Regions from separate parts of the Homo sapiens genome. Here region 2 is linked to region 1. Evidence: chromatin loops called from intact Hi-C (ENCODE). Cell type or tissue: GM12878. All regions are shown on one strand. Each heading gives the region's core, and the rest is flanking DNA. Links, peaks and the distances in the headings are about the cores only.

What was found. Peaks named below come from ENCODE experiments on the same cell type or tissue, not always from the same donor. Only the 100,000 strongest peaks of a DNase experiment are listed, where the experiment ranks them.
Region 2: it touches region 1 in a loop (5-fold over the local background); 12 of 110 quality-filtered maps call a loop at or near these places.

What each region holds. Positions count from the first base shown.
Region 1 is chr4:168,182,735-168,192,897 of GRCh38, reverse strand. It overlaps ANXA10 (annexin A10), which reads right to left. Exons shown (of 12, transcript NM_007193.5): 11 at 8,217-8,339; 12 at 5,162-5,532. The coding sequence ends at 5,464. The region is part of intron 2 of LOC105377524 (a long non-coding RNA gene); the gene reads left to right. Among named protein-coding and RNA genes, the nearest start is that of ANXA10, 95 kb to the right of the region's middle. In GM12878, for the core only: no CTCF peak of the experiment used is centred there; a DNase peak (open chromatin) is centred at 3,897.
Region 2 is chr4:168,997,436-169,007,598 of GRCh38, reverse strand. CBR4 (carbonyl reductase 4) reads left to right here. Exons shown (of 5, transcript NM_032783.5): 3 at 708-844; 4 at 5,394-5,528. It also overlaps the pseudogene RNY4P17. Among named protein-coding and RNA genes, the nearest start is that of CBR4, 7.7 kb to the left of the region's middle. In GM12878, for the core only: a CTCF peak has its summit at 1,694; no DNase peak of the experiment used is centred there.

The DNA of each region.
Region 1 (10,163 bases), core at 2,863-5,362:
ACAGGCGTGAGCCACCACGCCCAGCTGATTGGTGCGTTTTACAATCCTCTTGTAAAACAGAAAAGTTCTCCAAGTCCCCACTGACCCAGGAAGTCCAACTGGCTTCACCTGTCAGTGGGATTTCTGGATCATGTGGTAGTACTATTTTTAGTTTATTGAGAAATCTCCACACTGCTTTTTATAGTGGCTGCATAATTTACATTTCACCAACAGTGTTTAATAGTTCCCTTTTCTCTGGATTCTCACCAGCATCTGTTATTTTGTGATTTTTAAATAAAAGCCATTGTAACTGAGGTGAGGTGATATCTCATTGTAGTTTTGACTTGCATTTCCCTGATGATTAGTGATCTTGAGCATTTTGTCATATACCTCTTGGCCACTTGTATTTCTTCTTGAGAAATGTCTATTCATGTCTTAGCCCAATTTTTAATGGGACTATTGGTTTTTTACTGTTGAGTTGTTTGAGTTCCTTATATATTCTGGATACAGCCCCCTTTTGAATGAGTAGTTTGCAAACAGTTTCTCCTATTCAAGCAGTTGTCTCTTCACTTATTGAATGTTTCTTTTGCTGTGCAGAAGCTTTTTTGTTTAATATAGTCCCTTTTGTCTATTTTGGGTTCTGTTGCTTGTGATTTTGAGGTTTTAGTCATAAAATCGTTGCATGGACCAGTGTCCTGAAGAGTTTTCCCTATGTATTCTTCTAGTAGTTTTATAGTTTCAGGTATCACATTTAAGTTGTTCATCCATCTTGAGTTGATTTTTGTACATAGACATAGGGGTCTAGTCTCATTCTTCTGCATATGGCTAGCCAGTTTTTTTTAATGTACCATTTATTGAAGAAGGTGTCTTTTCCCCAGTGTATGTTCCTCATGACTTTGTTGAAGATCAATTGACTGTAAATATATAGATTTATTTCTTGAGTCTCTATTCTGTTTCTTTGGTCTATCTGTCTATTTTTCCATTAATACAATGTTGTTTTGGTTACTATAGGCTTGTAATATGTTGGGAAATCAGGTATTGTGATGTCTCTGGCTTTGTTTTTTGCTCAGGATTGCTTTAGCTTTTCTGGATCTTTTTTGATTAATACAAGTGTCAGGCTAATTTTTTCTATTTTTGTGAAAACTGACATTGGTGTTTTGATAGGGATTGAATTGAATCTGTAGATTGCTTTGGGTTACATAATCATTTTAATGATATTAATTCTTCTGATCCATGAGCACATAGTATCTTTCCATTTGTCCTCTTTAATTTTTTCATCAGTGTTTTGTAGTTTTCCTAGTAGAAATCTTTCACTTCCTTCATTAAATTTATTCCTAGGCATTTTTTTGGTAGCTGTTGTAAATAGGATTTAGTTCTTGATTTCTCTTTGGGGTATTTCGTTATTGGTGTATAGGCATGTGACTGATTTTTGTGTTATGATTTTGTATCCTGAAACTTTACTGCATATGCTTATCAGTTCTAGGAGTTTTTTGTGGAGTCTTTTGTTTTTTCTTTTTTTTAAATAATATAAAATTCTGTTATCTGCAGAGAGGGACAATTTGACTTCCTTTTCCCCAATTTGGATGCATTTTATTTCTTTTTCTTAACTGACTAATCTGGCTAAGGTTTCCAGTAACATGTTGAATAGGAGTGATGCAAGTAGACATCCTTGTCTTGTTCCAGTTCCTGGATGAAATGCTTTCCATATTTCTCCATTCAGTATGATGTTAGCTGTGGGTTTGTAATAAATGACCTTTATTATTTTGTTATATGTTCCTTCTATACCTAGTTTGTTGAGTGTTTTTATCATGAGGGAGTGTTGGATTTTATCAAATACTTTTTCTGCATCTATTGAGATAATCACGTTTCTTGTCCTTCATTCTGTTGATGTGATTTATCATCATATTTATTCATCTGCATATGTCAACCCATCATAGTACCCCTGGAATAAGTCCCACTTGTTTGTGATGTATTATCCTTTTGATGTGCTATTGGATTTAATTTGCCAGTATTTTCTTTAGGATTTTTGCATCTATGTTCATCAGGTATATTGGCCTGTAGTTTTCCTTGTCTGGTTTTGGTATCAGCATTTGGTAATGCTGGCCTTGTTAAATGAGTTAGGGAGAATTCCCTCCTCTTCAGTCTTTTGGAATAGTTTGTGGAGGATTGATATAAGTTCTTCATTATACATTTGACAGAATTCAGCAGAGAATCTATTTGGTCCTGGTCTTTTCTTTGTTGGAAGACATTTTATTACCAATTCTAATTACTATTCATTATTGGTCTTTTCTTGTTTTCTATTTCTTTCTGATTCAATCTTGATAGGTTTTATGTTTGCACGAATTTATTCATTTCTCCTAGGTTTTTCAGGTTGTTAGCATACAGTTGTTCATAATAGTCTTTGATTATCTTCTATATTTCTGTGATATCAGTTTTAATGCCTCCATTTTCATTTCTGTTTTTGTTTATTTGTGTCTCTCTTCTTGGTTAGTCTAGCTAGAAGTTTATCAATTTTGATTCTTTTCTAGAAGAACCATTTTTTCATTTTGGTGATCCTTTGTATTGGTTTTTTTAGTCTCAACTTCATTTAGTTCTGCTGTAATCTTTATTTTTCTTTTCTTCTGCTAATTTTGGGTATTGTTTGTTTTTGATCCTCTAGTTCCTTGAAGTGCATTGTCAGATTTTATTTGAAATATTTCTTTATGTAGTTATTTATTGCTATAAACTTCCTTCTTAGCACTGCTTTTACTGTATTACACAGGTTTTGGTATGTTGTGTTTCCATTTTCATTTGTCCAAGAAACTTTCTGATTTCCATCTTCATTTTTTTTACTGATCTGATGTTCATCTAGCAACATGTTTGATTTCCACCTATTTGTATACATTCCAAAGTTCCTCTTGTTATGGATTTTTAGTTTTATTTCATTGTAGTCTGAAAAGATGCTTGATATGACTTTGATTTTTTAAAAATTCAATGGGACTGTTTTATGGTCTAATATATAGTCCTTTCTGGAGAATGTTGCACGTGCTGATAAGAAGAATGTGTCTTCTGTAGTTGTTACAGAAAATGTTCTATAAGTGTCCGTTAGGTCTATTTAGTATAAAAAGCAGTTTACTTATTTATTTATTTTTTGAGACAGGGTCTCACTCTGTTGCCCAGGTTGGACTGCAGTGGCATTATCACAGTTCACTGCAGTCTCAACCTCCTGGGCTCAAGCAATCCTCCCACCTTAGCCTCCCAAGTAGCTGAGACTACTGGTATGAACCACCATGCCCAACCCTAAAGTGCAGTTTAAATACAATGTTTCTTTGTTAATTTTATTTCTCAATGATCTGCCTAATGCTAAAGGTGGGGTGTTGAATTCTTGCAATATTATTGTATTGGAGTTCATCTCTCTGTTTAGATCTGGTAGTATTTACTCTCTGAATCTGGATGCTCTAATGTTGGGTACATATATATTTAGAATTGTTATTTCATTTCACTGGATTGGTTCTTTTATTATTATGAAATGACTTATGTAGTCTTTTTCTTACTTTTTGACATAAAGTCTATTTTATGTACTATAAATATAGCTACTTCTGCTTGCTTTGGGTTTCTGTTTGCTTGAAATATCTTTTCCATAGTTTTATTTTCAGTCTATATGTGTCTTCATAGGTGAAGTGCATTTCTTGTAGGCAGCATATAGTTGGATCTGTTTTTAGCCTTTCAGCCAGTGTATATCTTTTAAGTGGAGAATGTAATCTGTTTTTATTCAAGGTTATTACTGATATACGAGGTTTTGTTCCTATCATATTGTTAGTTATTTACTGGTTGTTTTGTATATTCTTTGCTTCTTTTTTTTTCCTCTGTTTATTCTTGTGGTTTGGTGTTTTTCAGTGGTGGTACCATGTGACTCCTTTCTCTTCCTCATTTGTGTGTTTGCTTTACTAGTGAATTTTACACTTTCATGTGTTTTCAGGATGAGAATTTTCTTCCTTTTGGTTCCAGGTTACACTCACCCATCTTGCCTCTGGTTTCAGTCCTGGCTAGATTGTGGCATCAGTTTAGGTTATTCCCCAAATCTGATCTCAGTGAGTATTTTTTCTTTGTCACTCCTAACTTTCTGAACCTTGAGAGACAGAAGAGACCATGCTCTACTGATGGCACCAAAAAAGCATATCATAACTTCCAAAAGTCGTTGAGGCTGCTGTTAAAAGGTGAAGATAAAAACAGAGAGAAATGGCTTTTCTCACATAGCTTGGGCAAGTAGTTGGTTAAGTACTGTCACAAAAAAAGAATAGCTGCAAGTCAAACACACACACGTGCACACACACACACACACTATATATATATATATATATATATATATATATATATATTTTTTTTTTTTTTTTGAGACGGAGTCTTGCTTTGTCTCCCAGGCTGGAGTGCAGTGGTGTGATCTAGGCTCCGCCTCTCTGGTTCTCACCATTCTCCTGCCTCAGCCTCCCAAGTAGCTGGGACTATACGCGCCCACCACCGTGCCCGGCTAATTTTTTGTATTTTTAGTAGAGATGGGGTTTCACCGTGGTCTCAATCTCCTGACCTCGTGATCCACCCGCCTCAGCCTCCCAAAGTGTTGGGATTACAGGTGTGAGCCACCGCGCCTGGCCACACACAGTATTTTTACACCCAAATCTCTTATACGTCTAATCCAGGCAAGCATATATCTGGCTGCATTTTACTGGTTTATATCTTTTTTTTTTTTTGAGACAGAGTCTTGCTGTGTCGCCCAGGCTGGAGTGCAGTGGTGCGATCTCGGCTCACCACAACCTCTATCTCCTGTGTTCAAGCGATTCTTCTGCCTCAGCCTCCTGAGTAGCTGGGATTACAGGCACCTGCCACTACGCCCAGCTAATTTTTGTATTTTTAGTAGAGACAGGGTTTCACCATGTTGGTCAGGCTGGTCTCGAACTCCTGACCTAGTGATCTGCCTGCCTTGGCCTCCCAAAGTGCTGAGATTATAGGCATGAGCCACCATGCCCGGCCACATTTTGCTGGTTTACGTCTTTACTTATTTTTAAAGCCTGCTGTAGATGATCACTCTAGCTTTATTGTAATTGTATAGGAGTCTCAAAAATTCCCCAAACTAGGATGGTCACACTGCATTTTCCTTGGTCTTTCAAATCATGATAAAGACGGCCTTGAGCAGACTCTCTTGTTGTAGGTTGTTGATGGTTCACATTTAAATAAAATCTATTCCAATGCAATTTTTCTATTATTCCATCATGCACAATTTATTTAATTGCTGATTAGATAGTAGGCAAATTCAGGATAGTAGGCAAATTCAGTATCATATACTTTCATTCATAGTTTTCTTTGGCTTAGAATAATTTCAAAGATAGAAGAGAAAATATGATTGTATAGTTTTGTTAATAGTGCCATGAACAGTACAAATTTGTGAGAAAATCTCTATTTGGAAGTGTCTAGAAAGAGGAGTGCACAGTACTCCAAGTCCTCTTCATTTTAGTAGTCCTCAGCATCACCAGCACAGATGGCAAGCAGTGCTTTCTTATAATGCCCTGAAGCAAAATTCTGAAAAGAAAAATATAATATATTTGAAATAAAATATCATAATAGTTCTAAAAAGGAAGCATAATTCCTCTGGACTGCACTATGAAAGAGCCATGGACCATTAGCCTTTCTAAACTTATTTACTTTTCTCATCTAAAGGTTTAACATGCCCTAAGTACTGCTCCCAATGAAAGTTGTTGAAGAATAATGCTCTGGTTACAGTCAGTAGTATGTGGTTTACATAAAGTCGGTTGAACCTGAATGTGTATTTATAAGAACTTGCCTTAGAATTAAATATTCTCCTCAACTTTAGGAAGATGTACCCTAATGTTATTATTATTATTGTTATAAATGAATGTAGAATGTGGAGAACAAATTAATATGTCTCAAAAGATTTAAAAATATTTATAATTATTAATGTAGTAATTCTACCTCAAGAAATATATATTAAGAAAGTTATTATCAATCATTGATAAGCACAAAGTTTTGTGCTAAAAATATATACACCATAATATTATGTATAATAGTGAAAAACTGAGAAGCAATGTATAATAATGTGAGGTAGTTTGTGTACTTTATAGCTTATACAGCAGAATACCATGATTCAATAAAAATACTCTTTTACATAGCAAAACATATTATTATTTATATAGCTTTAGAAAATGACTGAAAGTACCTGTCTTAGTGTGTTCAGGCAGCTGTGACAAAAGTACCATAAACTGGGTGACTTATAAACAATAGGAATTTATTTCTAACAGCTCTAGAGGCTGGCAAGGCCAAGATCAAGCAGATGTGGTGCCTGCTGAGTGCCTGTCTCTCGTAGACAGCCTTCTTCTCATTCTAAGCTCACATGGCAGAAGGGACAAAGGTGTTCTCTTTGGCCTATTTTATAAGGACATTAATCCCATTCATGGGCTCCACGTTCATGACCTAATCACCTCACAAAGACCCCACCTCCTAGTATCATCACTTCTTTGGGGTTAGAATTTCAGCAGATACATTTTCAGGAGACACAAACATGCACACCATAGCAGAATAAAAGTTTATTAATGATTTTCTGTAGAAAATTAGGGAGGTTTTAATTTTCTTGTAATGGTCTTCTATAATTTCTATATTTTCCAAAATCAATGATAGTAGTAAATAAATATTATAAAATGTTTCTTTGTTAAGTATCAACTTTCATATTAAGGTGCTTTGGCACAAAGTCATGTAATGATAATTCAGTACTTTAAATGTACATAGCAAAGTTACATTAATTACATTTTCATATTAGCAGACTTTGAGTCGGTTGTGATTAATTATAATAAGTGCCTAAGAACTAATGTATTCATTTAGAAAATGAATTATGCCATGCATTTCTCATCACTAAAAGAGTTTAGAGTTTTGAAAGTGGCTGTAGGAGAGTTTTATCAAAGATGAAGGAATAAGATTTCTCTTAACTGCTCCATCAACTCTTCCTCTTAGAAACCATTTCAGCTCTCCAGAGGCCTACAAAGTCTTCTGTATTATGTGATCTCTTGGGCTTTAGATTGCTTCTAGATTACTCTTTCAATAAACTAAAACACTGCTTCTTGGAATTACAAATTTCAGATGAAAACAACGTGAACAAGGTAATAGCTTTTAGTTCTGCACAAAATATAAGTTCAGTTCTATTCTTATGTCCCTGTGCTTGGCTTGGTTTAATGCTCTGCTCTCCCCATCCTGAAATTCTTGAAACTTTTTTGAACACAGTGCCAAGCATTTTTATTTTCCACTAGGCTCTCAGTTAGTAAATGGTCCTATATATTCTGAGGATTCTTTGTTAGGTTGTATCAAAATGCATGAAGTTTAAAAGTATCAGAATGAAAACACTGGCTTGTTCAGTACTGAATCATTGCTCCTTTGCCCTTCAAGGGCTAAAGGGATAAGGATATGTAGAGTTGTATATAGCTAGGAACATTAAGTCCCTCCGAATTAGCAGTTTATGATATTTGACTGACTGCCCTGCCTTCTATGACAATATGAGAGGACAGCTCAACTGATTTAAGAAACCTCTTCAAAAGTAATGCAGCCTTTTGCAATATATATTTTTCCTGAGCCTGATCATACTTCAGAATTTAGCTCTTTAAGCACAATTATAGAGAATGAATATTTTGCATGACTGCATCAATGCTTCTGGGTAAAACACATCAAAGAGGAATAAGTTCTGTCGCTGAGGTAAAGGGTTCTCTTTTTTTTTTCTTTTTCTTTTTTTGAGATGGAGTCTCACTCTGTTGCCCAGGCTGGAGTGCAGTGGCGCAATCTCAGCTCACTGCAAGCTCCGCCTCCCGGGTTCAAGCGATTCTCCTGCCTCAGCCTCCCGGGTAGCTGGGACTACAGGCGTGTGCCACCACACCTGGCTAATTTTTTGTATTTTTAGTAGAGACGGGGTTTCACCGTGTTAGCCAGGTTGGTCTGGATCTCCTGACCTCGTGATCTGCCTGCCTCAGCCTCCCAAAGTGCTGGGATTACAGGCATTAGCCACCACGCCCAGCTGAGGTAAAGGGTTTTCTAAGTTAGCACCTGCCGATGTTCTAAAGACTGTGTAGAGGAAAAAAACTAGGTTATCCCTGTCTGAATAGTTAACTTTTTAGAGTCTGCCATGAAGTTATTTGAATGAGAACTTTTATCTCAGTTTCAAAAAGGAGAAAATGTGGGTCCAAATAAATCATGTGTCGGAAACTTACTCTGATATCATGAAATAGGGATTTTCCATATCGCTCTTTGTATCGTTTCCTTATGGTCAGCAGGTCTATTTCACTTCTGGCAATGAGAATCCTGATTACAGTTTTATTATGGAAACCAAAGTCCTAAAAGATACAGAAAAGTGGGAGAAATGAGAAGACAGCATCCTAAAAGTCAGTCTGTCCCAAGTGGACACACCCCTTTTCTGTAGTCATTTTCTCTTCTTCCTGAGTTCTTCCAACACTGGCATCACTGGCCACACAGGCTGTGGTTCAGATCCTGAGTCATTTCTGTCACTTCTCCCTCTCCCTTACCGCATGCTGACAGTGAATTATTCTCTTCTATTTTCTGAATGCCTTGTGCTCTCTATTCCAGTGCCACGACCTTGACTCTGACCCTTATCATTTCACCCTGATTCTGCAATAGTTGCTCCCCCTTTCTAGCCTTGTTAACCTTCACACCGTCCCACTCACACTGCATTATAAACTGCAAATCTGATCCTGTGGTCCTTCCTGGTAAGAATTCTTCCTTGGAGGGGAAGACATTCTCAGCTCTGTCAGATGGACATTGATTTGTCTAAGACAGCAGTAACATTTTAATTTTATTTTCTTGTCATCATTGATAAATTATAAAAAATTAGAATTCTAGGTGATTCAAATATTTGCCGGTTTAAATTCAAATGCAGAAAAATACAAAATCAATGTCTGTATGCTAGCCCCAGAAATACTGCACCCTAACAAATCAGTTTCAAATTGTCTTTCCAAACAGAGTAATCGTGACATCTAGTGGCCAGAAAACAGAATCTGATTTTTGAAGACAATGTTTTGAATGTATATTACTAATAAACTTTTCATAATTTGAGGTGGTTAAAATGAATGATCTAACAAGTATTCAAACTTAAAATGTAGATCGTTCACTTTAGAGTTCACTGGAGGAGAACACAGAATATATCTTTGGTTCAGGGGTGATTAAAGCAGCTTTTTGACAAACATTTGACATTTGAGGTCTTCAGGTATCAAAAATTACATTACTTGAATATACAATCCTTCTCCGTACCTACAAACCATTTGTGAATACGCATATCTTCCTATTGCCTTATAACACATACACAGCAAAAATACAGTTTTCATGTACTATTAGAATAAGTAGCCTTGAATTTGTGCATAATTGGAATCAAGGTAATTGTAGTTATTTTCCCATAATCATTCACAAGTGAAGCTTCATACTGTTGTTGTAGTGGTTGGTTCTTTGAGAAGGAAACAATTGAAATCATCCTATAGCATTTCCAAATACACTATTTCAAATAAATGTTTAACCAAATCAACTGTTTCTCCTAGAAAATAGAATAGGAGAGAAGCAAGACTGTGAGCATTGATCTTCCTTTTGTGTTCTGGGGTTATCCAGGTTCTTCCTTTGCATAAATGAGAAAATACACTGCAGAAGATATATAATAACATACTCCTGACTATTAACATATTTTCCCAGCATGCTGGCTACTTTTAAGAAGTATATCTGTTAAATTTACCTTGAGGATAAAACTGATGATTAAAATTACTGTATTATTGGATTATTTTTAATCGTTTTCTTTGAGTTTTCAAGGCTACGACATGTATATAATTATCTCTATGAGACTTTCTTTTTCTTTTCTTTTTTCTTTTTTTTTTTTTTTTTTTTCCGAGACGGTGTCTCGCTCTGTCGCCAGGCCGGAGTGCAGTGGCGCGATCTCGGCTCACGCAAGCTCCGCCTCCAGGGTTCAGGCCATTCTCCTGCCTCAGCCTCCCGAGTAGCTGGAACTACAGATGCCTGCAACCACGCCCGGCTAATTTTTTGTATTTTTAGTAGAGACGGGGTTTTACCGTGTTAGCCAGGACAGTCTAGATCTCCTGACCTCGTGATCCACCCGCCTCGGCCTCCCAAAGTGCTGGGATTACAGGCATGAGCCACTGCGC
Region 2 (10,163 bases), core at 326-2,825, 820 kb before region 1:
TTTAAAACTTTTATTCCTAATATGTCTTTGATTGGTATAAGTTAATATGTTTATTTTGCTTCTAACTGGGAGAAAAAACTATTTTAAAACTTGTCAATCCATAAATTATTTTCCTTTATATTGAGATACAACATATAATAAATGTCCAGTTGAGTCGATTTTAACATTGTAATCATCACCCATATTGAGCCGTAGAATGTTTCCAGTGCTCCAGAAGGTAGTGTCTTCTCAATACTTCCTTGTTGGTAACTGTTTTCTGAGTTTTGTCACCACAGATAAGTTTTGCCAGTTTGTGAACTTAATACTAATAGAATCATGGAGTGGATATTATTTTTTAAAAGATGAATTTAGGAGAGAATATTTAGATAACATATTAATTTTCTTGCTAAACAAGGCTTAGTATGGCAGTTGCTCAGGCCATTCAAACTATTTTGGCTATATGTTACTACTTTTTAGGGGTTAAGAATATTTGCCACTCAAGCTGAGAAGGGGTAGCAACCTGTCTTCCAAGTGGATCCTTTCTGGTTTATCAATTGTTATTTTAATGTTTCTCAAGCCAAGTTCAAAATGGGACTCTAGGTATTCTAGCTATTCTAGCTCAGATAGGAAGCACTTCTTGCACTCTCAGTAAAAATGTTACATTAGTCTTGACCTTTTTGGTTTTTATCTTGTTATTATATGCTATTATATGCTGTTTCTTTTTGTAGGGATGGTCTTTTAGTAAGAACAAAAACTGAAGATATGGTATCTCAGCTTCATACTAACCTCTTGGGTTCCATGCTGACCTGTAAAGCTGCCATGAGGACTATGATTCAACAACAGGGAGGGTCTATTGTTAATGTAGGTGAGTCTTCACCTTTGTGAATTTATGATTATCCCATAATACCATACCATAAAAATATTTAATCCACGAATTTGTGATTTATTGTGAAACATGAATGAAATTTATATTATCTGTGGAAAAAAGGATTTAATTAATTGATTAATGAGTAAAATAAGAATCACACATTCACATCCCTATAGGAGTCAGGCAGGTGTTAAATGAGTGACACCACTGAGTACTAGAAAAATGACAGTACCAGCCATGTGATAAATGATATCCAGCTTCATTGTCCAGAGCCCATATGGAATGGTGGAGGCCACCACTTAGATTCAGTAGATTGTTGCCGTGCAAGAATGTGGTCCCAGTTTTGCCAGCAATTTTGATTTTTCAAGAGAAATTGGATCATTCTGATTTTTATGTGAATTTTTTTTTTTTTAAATAGAGACGAGGTCACACTATGTGGCCTAGGCTGGTCTTTAACTCATGGGCTCAAGTGATCCTCCCGAAGTGCTGGGATTATAGAGGTGAGCCACGTGCCCAGCCAGGAACCTGATTTTTAAAACATGGACAAGGAATTAAAGTAGACAGTGGTGGCTAAATAATATTGTCTACAGCAGTTTCATGGGTTACTGTTAAATCTTGTGTAGAGGTTTAAAGGAAGATAAAATTTCTCTGTTTTTAAGAATGGATGTAAGTAACCCCTAGTTTTCAGTTCATCTAACCCACAGGGCAGATAAGCTGTGGAGTATATGCCTGTAGAACTTAAAATGCAAAATGACTTGAAATTTTATTTCAGTTTGGTAATTTGGAAATAATAGTATACCATCTGCTTTTTATTTTCAAATGGTAATACCTTAAAAGGCCACAGAAGGGAGATGCTGCTCCATAAAAGTAAGTGACCCTGTTCTTTTAAATGTAGGAAATGGTTTTTCAAGCCAGAATTTAGAGTTTTTCTGTTTTGAAAGTGAGAAAAGGAAAGAATACTATGCTAATAAACTAAGGGGACATGAGAGCATTTTGGACATTTACTCTTAAAAATTTAAGGGATCCGTTTTCTTATGTAAGAGATTAGTCAATGAGTCAACCTTTGCCTTTTAACACAGCCAGATAAGGACTTTGGATACTTACAAGCAGGCAAACAGGCCTGTATCTGTCACCTGATAACCTGAGGTATATTTGTTTAACTCTAAAATCTTCTTTTTTTTAGGTGTATTTAAAAAACCCATTAGTCCTCCTTATGCATGCAAAACTTTTAGAATTGAGCTAAAAGTAAATAATAGATAGTAAATTGAGAATCTTACTACAGGAAGGACTACTTTAAACTGCCAGACACTTCATTGGTATTTCAGAAATTACCACTTTTTGACCTGATGAACAGTAGTGCGTGGCACGAATCAAAGCTGCTAAAGCAGCTTGTGTTTTTTTTTCTTTTAAAAGCCACTCATATTTAGCAGTTGGGGGTTGTATACTAACTTTAGTGACACTACTGTTAATAGGTTCTGATAACCCGCTACCATCGGACCAGCCCTGTTTTGGTATTTTTTTCGTGCATGTATTTTTCTTTTTTTGTGTCTCTGTATTTTTCTTTCTGATAAACACCCCTCTATCCATATGCATTTCTTCAGTCTGATGTCTGTTCTCTCTGTGTACTTCACAGTTCTCTTCCTTTGTTATTAATTGGCCTACAATATATAATGTAGATAAATATTCTAATACTGAACTTGTTGATTCTAATAGAGAAATGTTTGGAATGTTTTCTTTTTTTAAAATTACTTTAAAAAAATTTTGTGAGGTCCTTGATTAATTTTTGTATCATAAGTACAGGTCAGTGGTGCAGAAAATTACTTCCCCACTTCTGTTTTGCAAGAGTTTATTTGCATATAGTTGATATTTGAATTAAAAATTATTATTACATATTCATTAGATGTGGTCACTCAAGAATCTTCAGTAGGCAGTACAGTTTACAATATATCACTGAATGTAATGAAATTGCACTTTTACAAAAAGTGTATAATTGAAGCTTTGCCAATTTAGATTGACAGTACAAGCATGTCTCGCAGATATTGTAGCTTTGGTTCTGCTCCACCGGAATAAAGCGAATATGTCAAGAATGTAAGTCACACAAATTGAATTGCTGCAATCTCATGATAAAACAAATGGGTGAGGAGTTGCTTCTTATGTATGGATAAACAAAGTTGTTTCTCAAGATGGAATCTACTTGTGAAGATGTGAATACTGTTGAAATGACAAAGGATTTAGAATATCCTATAAACTTAGTTGATAAAGCAATAGCAGGGATTGAGAGGAGAGGCTCCAATTTTTAAAGTTCTACTTGGATAAAATGCTATCAAAGAGCATCACATGCTGCAGAGAAATCTTTCATGAAATGAAGAGTCAATCAATGTGGCAAATTTTGTCTTATCCAATTGTTTAGTTTCTCAGTGCATGTAAAAGTTATATTATGGTCTATTAAGTATGCAGTAGCATTATATCTAAAAAAAATGTAAATACTTTGTTGCTAAAAAAATACTTTATTGCTAAAAAATGCTAATGATCATCTGAGCTTCTGGCAAGTCATAATCTTTGCTGGCGGAGGGTCTTGCCTTGATGTTTATGGCTGCTGACTGATAATAGTGGCTGTGGCAATTTCTTTATTTTTTTTATTTTTTTATTTTATTATTGTTATACTTTAAGTTTTAGGGTACCGTGCACAATGTGCAGGTTAGTTACATATGTATACATGTGCCATGCTGGTGTGCTGCACCCACTAACTCGTCATCTAGCGTTAGGTATATCTCCCAATGCTATCCCTCCCCGCTTCCCCCACCCCACAACAGTCCCCAGAGCGTGATGTTCCCCTTCCTGTGTCCATGTGTTCTCATTGTTCAGTTCCCACCTATGAGTGAGAACATGCGGTGTTTGGTTTTTTGTCCTTGCGATAGTTTACTGAGAATGATTTCCAATTTCATTCATGTCCCTACAAAGGACATGAACTCATCATTTTTTATGGCTGCTTAGTATTCCATGGTGTATATGTGCCACATTTTCTTAATCCAGTCTGTCATTGTTGCACATTTGATTTGGTTCCAAGTCTTAGAATAAGACAAAATTTGCCACATTGATTGACTCTTCATTTCGTGAGAGATTTCTCTGCAGCATGTGATGCTGTTTGATAGCATTTTATGCAAGTAGATCTTTAAAAATTGGAGCCACTCCTCTCAATCCCTGCTATTGCTTTATCAACTAAGTTTATAGGATATTCTAAATCCTTTGTCATTTCTTTCAACAGTATTCACATCTTCACAAGGAAGAGATTCCATCTTGAGAAACAACTTTGTTTATCCATACATAAGAAGCAACTCCTCACCCATTTGTTTTATCATAAGATTGCAGCAATTCAGTCACATCTTCAGGCTCCACTTGTAATTCTGCTCCACTGAAGTCTTGAACCCCACAAAGTCATCCATGAGGGTTAAAATAACTTCTTTCAAACTTCTGTTAATGTTGGTATTTTGACCTGCCATGAATCACAAATGTTCTGAATGGCATATAGAACGGTGAATCCTTTCCAGAAGGCTTTTAATTTACTTTGCCCAGATTCCTAAGAGGAATTACTATTTATGACTGCTATAGACTTATAAAATGTTTCTTAAATAAGACTTGAAAGTCAGAATTATCCCTTGATCCATGAGCTGAAGAAAGGATATTGTGTTAACAGGCACGAAAACAACATTAATCTCCTTGTACATATCCATCAGAGCTCTTTGGTGACCAGATGCATTGTCAGTGAGCAGTAATATTTTGTTTGTGGCACCCCAACAGCAGTAAACATCAAGAATCACTGATCACAGATCATTATAACAGATGTAATAATAATGAAAAAATTTAAGATGGTATGAAAATTACCAAAATGTGACAAAGAGACACAGAGTGAGCACTGCTCACAGTGAGCCATGGTGTTGGAAAAGTGCTAATAGAATTGCTTGTTGCAAGGTTGCTACAAGCCTTCAATTTGTTAAAAAAAAAAAAAAAAAATGCAATATCTGCAAAGCACAATAAAGCAGAACAATAAAATGAGTTATGCATGTAATTCAATTTTAGTGAGATTTAGCTTCAAATGAACTAGTTTTTAGGGTGAAAACGAGAGCTTTCTGCCTTATGTCTGTGTTGTAGAATCATAAAATTAGTCAGCTTTTGTCTGACTTTTTCTGGCTTTAACCTCTACCTGCTGGAAGCCTTTATAAATACCACAGAATTTTCATCATATCTGACCTACTCAGAGATTAGAGTGCATCCCCTTCACGTAGTGAATCAATTCGCAAGCACCTGCATTGGCAGTTTTGTATCAGCTGCTTTCAGATGCTATTTTCTGTATGTATCTGGAGCAGACTTGGACTCTTAAATCTTCCGTAAATGACTGATGACAATGGTTAGAATTTCTAATTTTAACAAAGGACAAGGTGAAGTGGGTTTTACCTTTTTGTTTACTATAAATTATCTAAATTTTCAAGTAACCCCATTAATTGAATTTAATACGCTTTTTTTTTTTTTTTTTTTTTTTTTGTCCTAGGAAGCATTGTTGGCTTAAAAGGCAACTCTGGCCAGTCCGTTTACAGTGCCAGTAAAGGAGGATTAGTTGGATTTTCACGTGCTCTTGCTAAAGAGGTAGCAAGAAAGAAAATTAGAGTGAATGTAGTTGCACCAGGTTAGTGAAAACTTTATTAAAATAACTTGATTATGATTATTGTTTTATAGGGAAGCCATTATTTGGAACATTAGTAATTGACATCTGGGTAGAATAGTTTGTAAAATGATTGTGAAAAGAATCAAATAATGAACTGGGGGACTCAAAAAAATTTTTTGTACCTCATATTCTATATAAAGTCTATGTGTTAGCCTGTTTGCATTGCTCTAAAGGACTGTCTGAGGTAATTCATAAAAAAAAGAGGCTTATTTGGCTCTCGGGCCTGCAGGCTGTACAAGCATGACACCAACATCTGCTCAGCTTCTGGTGAGGCCCAGGAAACTTTTTTTCAGTCATGGCGGAAGGTAAAGAGGTAGCAGCCAAGTCATATGGGGATAGCAGGAGCAAGAGAGAGAGGAGGTGGCAGGCTCTAAACAACCAGCTCTGGCATGAACTAACAGTGAGAACTCATTATTTACCATGTGGAGGGCACCAAGCTATTCATGAGGAATCCGCCTCCATGACCCAAACACCTCCCGCTAGGCCCACCTCCAACATTGGGAATCACATTTCAACATGAGATTTGGAGGGGACAGACATCCAAACCATAAGAGTCTTTATTTTTAAATTTTGCACTAGTGGAATAACTTAAGGTGGAGAGGGTCTTAGAAATAATTTTTTCCAGTCATTTTTGTAGATTAGAAAACTGTACCTGGGATTCAGAGTGACTTGCCTAAGGTTACACAGCTAGTTTATGGAAGAACTGTTACTAAAAGCTTTGTCTTTTGATTTCCACCTAATGGGAGCTTAAAAATAATGTCCTACCAGGTATGGTAGCTCATGTGGGAGGCTGAGGCAGGAGTATTGTGAGGCCAGGAGTTCCAGATCAGCCTGAGCAACATAGCAAGATGCTGTCTGTACCGAAAAAAAAAAAAAAAAATTAGCTGGGTGTGGTGGTGCACACCTATAGTCCCAGCTATTTGGGAGGCTGAAGCAGGAGGATTGCTGGAGTCCAGGAGTTGGAGGTTGCAGTGAGCTATGATCATGCCATTGTACTCCAGCCTAGGTGACAGAGCGAGACCCTGTTGAGACCCTGTCTCTATAAAAATTAAAAAAAAAATTCTTTTTAGATTTTCTTTATATCATTACACAAACTTTAGATAGTTTTGTCCTTTTACTACTATGGTCTGTCTAAACTATCTGGAACCTCCCATTTTCCTAATTTTTACTTTTCCATTATTTGCCTTTCGCCAGGGTACTAGTTGATAAAATTGCCTGGATTAATGAAGAGGGTAATAAAAAGGTGCTAAAACTCAAAAATATATGATCACTAATTAGCTGGTGTGCTAGAAATTTTGATTAGGTATTTACTTGGTTTTTGAGTAACACAAGTGTTTTTATCTACCTCTGCCAGTTAGCCATGGAATCTTTGTCCTAGCCTACTGTAGGTACTTAAGAATTAATCACCTATATAAGAAAAGGCAGTTTATTTTGGTTTGCTGGTCCTTTGTAAGAAAGAGAGGGCTGAAGTAGACCTTTGCTACCTTTCCCTTTCCGGTCACTAATGGCTCCAGCTTGGACCTTACAGTTGGTGTTTTCTTTGGCACTGAAGTTGAGCCAGCAGGTATCAGGGATTTATCAAAATATCCTATTAACCCTTTTGGTCTATAGTGTGTCTTTATTTCAATTCTTTTCTTTTCTTTTTTTTTTTTCTCATAGCAACTAGCTACATTCAGACATTCTAAATCTATGAATATTTGATAAGTGACTGTGGTTCAGATACATCTATTTGCTGGGAGTAGGGAGAGAAAGAAAAAGAAAAAACAATCCAGAAGCAGCATTGTTGTTATCTTAGCACTGTTTTCTCTTTGTGTATGCTTTATGCAAGCTGATTGATTTTTAGCGTTAGCCTAGATGAACTATCTGTGGAATAAATTATTTGTGGTTTGGAACTACATGTATTTGCTTCCTTCTCTTTTCAGGATTGGAATACTGTGGGTAATGAAGGGTTAATTTTAGTTCATGATAATACAAAAGCTGAATGGTTTCGGGGAATGGAAGTGTACTTAGCTAACAATAACTCATGCAGCAAACTTTCTGGCATGTCTCCTACGTGTAGGGACTGAGCTAGCTCCCCAAATTACAGGAATGAATAAGATATTTCTGCACAAGGAGCTAAGTATAGTGAAAAAGACTGACATGTAAACAAATAATTGCAGTGTCATATGACGAATATAAAATAGAGGTACATATATGGTGCTATAGAAATGTTGAAGAAGGAAAGAATGCTTAATTTTGTCTAGTTTAGAGTAAATAGTTGTCAAGGCAGTAGACTAAATAGTGGGAATCCAGTTTGCATACTAAGGGGAAGTTTTAAGATTGTTATGGAAGTGTGGTTGTAGTCTTTCTTTCTTAAAGATTTTACTTTCCAGTGCAGTTTTTTTTTTTTTTTTTTGAAAGTGGTGGTTTTATTTATCACTCCCCTTTTTTGTTGAGCATACAACCCTTATAGAGCATAATATATATTTATATATTATGGATTTCCAGTGCAATTTATACTACAGATAAAAACCTGTAGCTGAAAATGTGGCCATTTAATAGAGTGGCCTTTATGTATATTTAGCAGATTTGATGGTATGAATATGCATCATTTGTCAGAAGCAAAGTGCAACTTGAAATAGTAGAATTAAATCAGTTCTGTGGATTACTTACCAACTTTATTTTAGATAGTAATTTCAACCAGATTCTTCAACAGATCTTGTAACACAGCTAACAAACATCACAGTTAACAAATATGTGTCCTTTTATGTCAGTTTTCCTGGTCACCTTCAAATGGAGTTTCCAATTAGCAGGAAAACAGTTTAAAAGCAAATTATAACAGGAAAAGCAAGGAACAAGGAAAATAATAAATTAGGCTGCGATTCATTGCCTAATACTGTTGACTTTTTAAAGATCAATAGCTGCTAATCTTTGGTATTACTTTAAATATAAAATAAACTGTTCATGGGAAATCATACTGATTGGAAGATATTGAATATTAGAAATAATATTTGATAAATGGAAACTGTAATGGCTGTATTACCTTAAAAAATATGTGTTTTGAATAGATAATACATATAGTACGAAATTCAAAAGTACAAAAAGGCATAAAGAGTCTTTTCTCCTCTGGACATTCAGTTACTTAAAAGTAGTTGCTGTTAACTACAAAGTTTCTTTTGTATTTCATATATAAGCCAATAAAGCATGCTGGGCATGAGTGTAAGAAAACACAAATTGTATCATGCAATTCACAGCTTTCTGTATCTTCCTTTATTCATAGAACAAGATACCTTGGTGATGTTTCTGTGTTATTCCATATAGAGCTGCTTCACTTTTTTAAATAACAGCTTTGTGGAAATACAATTCACATACCATACAATTCACCCATTTAAAGTTTACAATTCAGTCAATTCAGTGGTTTTAGTATAGTCCCAGAATTGTTCAATCTTCACCACAGTAAATTTTAGAACGTTTTCATCATCCTTAAAGAAATCCTAAACCCATTAACATTCATTCCCTATTTCTTTCCAATCTCCCCAGTACACTAAACTACTTTCTGTATCTACAGATTTGCATATTCTGGACATTTCATATAAATTGAATCATGTAATATTTGGTGTTTTGTGACTGTTATGTCACTTTTAATGACTGAATGAAAACAGAAAATGATGTTTGTTTTAAAGGTATACCTAATTTATTTAACCTGTTGCCTTTTGATGGACATTTAGTTTTGTTCTGAACTTTTTCTGTTACAACTAATGATGCAGTGACAATACTTGTATGGAGTTTATTTTGCACATTTGCAAGTATATGAGTGTAATCTTGGGACTGGAACTGCAAAGGCTTCAGAGGTATGTGCATTTTTAATTTTGACAAATAGTATTATGTTTATTTCTACAGGATACCTTAAGTGTTTCAGTACTTTATTTTTTAAGTTGAAGAGCTTTTATGTTTACTACTTGGAGAAAATCTTGTTGACAAAGATTTGCATGAGTTTGTTAGCTACTCAGAGAAGATATTCTAAGTGTTCTTATGTGCTGTTTGGAATGAAGTTGATTTCCCACTCTGCTTCCCTCTACAAATATAATATTAAGACATAGAAATTTGTTCTAGTTAAAATCTTGGTTTAGCTTTTTGGTAAGAGCCTTATTTCTTCTCCCTTAGAAAAGTGTTGGGTTGTTTTTGTTCTTTTTGAGTCCTAGAAACTTACATCAAAGAGTGGACATCTTATCTGGCAGATACATCAAATAGTGCCCCATCTCACAATTGTTAGTACTAGTGATAGGCTAAAATCCTGATGCCTTTTTAAATATAAAGGCTCTGCTGTATATAAAAATGTTGAAAACTAAAATAATGACCTAGGGATATGGAAATGAGGTGTTTCTATTTATAGTTTATAGCTAGTCAGAAATCGATAAAGGATATAATCTTTTTAAAAAAATTGTTTAAAAATTTTTTTGAGATGGGGTTTCATTCTGTTGCCTAGGTTGGAGTATAGTGGTGCAGTCTTGGCTCACTGCAGCCTAGACCTTCTGGGTTCAAGCGATCCTCCTGCCTCAGTAGTAGCTGGGATTACAGGCATAAGCCACCACACCTGGCCTATATCTTTAGAGTTTA